2 separate regions of the Homo sapiens genome follow, and region 2 is linked to region 1. Evidence: read pairs that join two places in POLR2A ChIA-PET (ENCODE). Cell type or tissue: Panc1. All regions are shown on one strand. Region 1 has its middle 220 kb from the start of MIR2054. Region 2 has its middle 53 kb from the start of MIR2054.

Region 1 (2,500 bases):
GGGTAAAACTAAAAGAATTTAAGAGTGTGTGTGTGTGTGTGTGTGTGTGTGTGTGTGTGTGTGTGTGTGTGTTGGAAACAGTCTCACTCTCCTTGCCCTGGCTGGACTGGAATGCAGTGGCGTGAATCAAAGCTCACTGCAACCTCAACTTCCTGGGTGCTGGCATTCTTCCCACCTCAGCCTCCCAAATACCTGTGACTACAGTCACGCACCACCATGCCTGACTAATTTTTGTATATTTGTAGAGACAGGGTCTCCCTATGTTGCCCAGGCTGATCTCGAACTCCTGGGCTCAAGTTATCTGCCCTCCTCAGTCTCCCAAAGTGTTGGGATTATAGGCATGAGCCACTATGCTCAGCCCGGAATGTATTTTATAAAAGTTTATGTTAAGGGGGGTTGAAATATTTGGTAAAATCTACATGACTTTAAAATCTACATAACTTACTGTGGTTAGATTGTTGGTTTTCTGACAAGTTTTTGTATTAACTTCAATGAATGTGGAGCAAGAATTGTGACTACTTATGATAAGCCAGACAAATATAGATTCTAACTGTATTTTGTAAAAGAAGTATTATGTTATTTATTGAAAAAAATATTAGCTGTGAATGAAACTGAACATTTGTATGTGAAGCTTTTACTAGAATAGCTAAAGAAAATAAACTAAATCCCTTGTTGTCTAGGATATAATTAAACAAAGTTGAAATGAAGAATTATAATGATAAGAAATTCCCATTTTAGCTATTTTTTGGTGGGATGCAAAGATTTCTTGCATTTTTTTGTAGAAGGAGCTATAATAATGTCATATGTAGCCAATAAATATTGTCAAAAATATCCATTTTGCTTTGTTTGAATCACAGTAACTTCACATTGAGTGCTTACTATGTGCTTGTAATACTGTGCTGCAGCTTTGCCCCTGTCCAGTTATTTAATGGGAACTTTAAGATATGGTAGTCCTGCGAGCTCCAAAGAAGTGCTGGACTTTCACTATCTCATTTCATCCTCCCTCTGTGACTGTGAGGCAGGTTCTGTCATCCCACTCTACAGATGCAGAAACTGACATGCAGGAAAAGTAACTAACATGCCTCAAGTCCTAGAGAGGCATGAGTGGCTGAGTCAGGATTCAAAGCACAGCAGTTGCTCTAGTTTACATTCTTGTTGCAACAATGCTGTGTCCAGACCCAAAGTCAACTTGTGATGGGAAGGAGTGCCCTGGAGAGGAGTCAGCCAGGGAAGTGGAAGTAAGATTCAAGACTGACTCACATAGATATGAGGCCTTAGGAAAGCTGTTTAATAGTCCTGCGATTTAGATGCAGAATCAGCATTCTTCCAAAGTTTAAATGAAATTGCAAACGTAAAATGAAGTGTTTTTTTTCTCCTAGTAAATGCTAGCTCTTCCCTACACAAAGTGACTTGTATAATTTCACCCAAGCTACCTATAAATAGACAAATATTAAGATTCAATTATAGGTTAATATTTTACAATAGAAATCTGACCTCTGCCTATTTTCCTTTTGTTTCATATTTATGCATTTATGTACTCAGGTGCTTTTTATTCATCCTTTTTGGGGATTCCAAGCTTGTTACTGCCAAGGTGATCATATTCTGAGAGAAATAACTCTAAAAAGGTAATTCTTGAAAATGTTTTTAAGACTTCCTTTAGATTTGAGTTCTTTTTCTAATTCAAGGAATTTTGCTGCTACTGTTTCCATTCCACTGCTTTGTTGTCTCCTTGGCTTTACCTATTCACTTACTATACTGTAAAACTAAGTTGTAGCTGGCTGTCTCTGCTTATACAGAAATCCCATGACTCCACTCCTGTTGCTTTCAGTTTCCCAGTGTTGCACTAAATTCTGGTTTCTGGCTGCCTTTATTCCTCCCTACATGTTTTTGAGGTATAAACCCCAAGTACAGTATTATCTTCGTATCTGTCCCAGCCTGATTCTCAGCTCTGTCTTTTTCTCGCTCCCTAAGTGGGCTCCCAGGAGAACATTCCTCTGCCTTATGATTTGGGCAAAAGGCTACCTATGCCATAAGAAATAACTTGTTAAGGTTTTTCCGTCTATTCTTTTCCAAAGATTGTGACTTCCGGTGTTTTCTGAGCCACAGTTCTCAGTACATTGAAGATGGGTTTAATTCCAATTACTATTTTAATGTCCAATCTTCCCTTTTACTTTATTTAACACATTTTATCATTGCCCCTTTAGAGATCTGTTATATTAACACTAAGGTTTTCTTCAAAATACAGTTGACCCTTGAATAACAGGGATTTTCATGGCGCAGGACCATTTATACACAGATCTTTTTCAACAAATATATTAGAAAATTTTCAGGAGACTTGAGAAAATTTGAAAAAACTCACAGATAAACCTCATAGCCTAGAAATAACTAAAAAAATAAAAAGTTAGATATGTCATGAATGAGTAAAATATATGTAGATATTATTCTATTTTATCCTTTACTACCATAAAATACGCACAAATCTATTACAAAAGTTAAAATT
Region 2 (2,500 bases), 170 kb after region 1:
GTGAATATGCCCTGCCCCACCTTAACTGATGACATTCCACCACAAAAGAAGTGTAAATGGCCGGTCCTTGCCTTAACTGATGACATTACCTTGTGAAAGACCTTTTCCTGGCTCATCCTGGCTCAAAAAGCACCCCCACTGAGCACCTTGCGACCCCCACTCCTGCCCGCCAGAGAACAACCCCCCTTTGACTGTAATTTTCCTTTACCTACCCAAATCCTATAAAATGGCCCCACCCCTATCTCCCTTCACTGACTCTCTTTTCAGACTCAGCCCGCCTGCACCCAGGTGAAATAAACAGCCATGTTGCTCACACAAAGCCTGTTTGGTGGTCTCTTCACACGGATGCACGTGAAACCACACACCTGCAACGAACTCATTTTCAACAAAGGTACCAAGACCATACCCTGGGGAAAAATGTCTTTAATAAATGGTGCTGGGAAAGCTCAATATCCATATGCAGAATGATGAAACTAGACCTCTATCTTTCTATATAAACAAAAATCAAGAACAAAGACTTAAATCTGAGAACTTAAACTATGAAACTACTAAAATAAAACACTGTGGAAACACTTCAGGGCATTGGTTTAGGCAAAAATTTCTTGGAGTAATACCCCATAAGCACAGGGAACCAAAGCAAAAATATACAAATTGGATTACATCAAGTTGAAAAGCTTCTGCACGGCAAAGGATACAGTCAACAAACTGAAGAGACAAACTACAGCAAGGAATGGTTGGTTTCACTAATGAGGACAACAATTTCTTTTTTAAACCAGGTTTCCAGCTCACCTCAGATGGGCTGGTCTTTGAGTGAATATACATGTTTGGCTCTCGAACATTATTTCATTCTACAGCTGCCTCTATTAGGGTAGCACCAGCTTGTATATTACTAGATATCCATTCCTACTCCCACACCTGCCTCAGAATGCATTGTATCTCTCATCTTCTTTCACCTCCAGATAAATCTTCTCAGAACTAGAGTAACAGTAATCAACTTCCCTTTTGGCTGAAACACCTTCTTCCTGGTAACAGAGGACTTAACCACGAATTCTAAAATTATCATTAGAATTCCTCTTGTGTGACCTGTAGTTCTCATGCAGATAGGACCCTTATTGCCAGTATTTCAAGAAATCTTTTTTTCGTTCTGCAGACACTCGATTTTCTTTAGAAAAATAAATGAATAGAAAGAGAAAAGAAAGAAGGAAAGAAAAAGGAAAAAGGGAAAGAAGGAAGATAGGAAGGGAGAAAGGAAAGGAGTGAGGGAGGAAGAAAGGAAAGAAAGGAGGGAGGAAGGAAGTTTAATTGCCCAACATACTCTCCCTCCCAGCTGTCTAGACAGAGCTGATTTATTAAGAAGCGAATTGCAGTCCGGGCACGGTGACTCACACCTGCAATCCCAGCGCTTTGGGAGGACGAGGTGGGAGGATCACGAGGTCAGGAGATCGAGACCATCCTGGCTAACACGGTGAAACCCCGTCTCTACTAAAAATACAAAAACAAAACTAGCTGGGCATGGTGGCGGGGGCCTGTAGTCCCAGCTACTAGAGAGGCTGAGGGGGAGAATGGCGTGAACCCAGGAGGCAGAGTTTGCAGTGAGCCGAGATCGGGTCACTGCACTCCAGCATGGGCAACAGAGGGAGACTCCATCTCAAAAAAAAAAAAAAAAAAGAAGGGAATTGCAATAGAAAAAGAGTTTAATTCACACACAGCCAGCTGTAAGGAGGTCAGAGTTTTATTATTACTCCAATCAGTCTCCCTGATTTGGGAATTGGGTTTTTTCAGGATAATCTGGTGGGTAGGGGGTCAGGAAGTGGAGAGTGCTGATTAGTCAGGTTGGAGATGAAATTATAGGGGTTCAGAGTGGGTTTTTCTTGCTGTATTCTGTTCCTGGTGGGATCACAGAATTGGTTGAGCCAGATTACCATTCAGGTGGTGTCAGCTGATGCTCCCAAACACGGGAACTGCAAGATATCTCGAACACTGGTCTCAGGTTTTACAACAGTGGTGTTATCCCCAGGAGCAACTGGTGAGGTTCAGAATCTTGCAGCCTCCAACTGCCTGACTTCAAACCATAATTTCTAATCTTGCAGCTAATTTGTTAGTCTTAAAAAGGCAGACTAGTCCCCAGCCAAGAAGGGGATTTGTTTTGGAAAGGGCTGTTTTCAATTTTGTTTGTTGAACTATAAACTATGTTCCTCCCAAAACTAATTTGGCCTACGCCCAGAAATGAACAAGGACAGTTTGTAGATTAAAACCAAGATGGAGTTGGTTTGGTCAGATTTCTTTCACTGTCTTAATTTTCTGTTTCAATTTTTTGCAAAGGTAGTTTAAAGAGGGAGGAGAGAAGGAAGGAAGGAAGGGAGGGAGGGAGGGAGGGAAAAGGAAGGAAGGAAGGAAGGATGGAAGGAAGGGAGTGGGGGGGAAGAAAAAAGAAAGAAGGAAGGAAGGGAGGGAGGGGAAAAGAAAGAAAGAAACTAAAGCTTTCAGAACAACAAATTAG

The links. Peaks named below come from ENCODE experiments on the same cell type or tissue, not always from the same donor. Only the 100,000 strongest peaks of a DNase experiment are listed, where the experiment ranks them.
Region 2: POLR2A ChIA-PET joins it to region 1 with 6 read pairs; 2 of 35 experiments call an interaction of 5 or more read pairs at or near these places.

What each region holds. Positions count from the first base shown.
Region 1 is chr4:125,727,451-125,729,950 of GRCh38, reverse strand. No RefSeq gene overlaps it. Among named protein-coding and RNA genes, the nearest start is that of MIR2054, 220 kb to the right of the region's middle. In Panc1, no CTCF peak of the experiment used is centred here; DNase peaks (open chromatin) are centred at 172 and 1,140; H3K27ac peaks cover 2,410 bases.
Region 2 is chr4:125,559,475-125,561,974 of GRCh38, reverse strand. No RefSeq gene overlaps it. Among named protein-coding and RNA genes, the nearest start is that of MIR2054, 53 kb to the right of the region's middle. RefSeq lists an enhancer at 1-697. In Panc1, no CTCF peak of the experiment used is centred here; no DNase peak of the experiment used is centred here.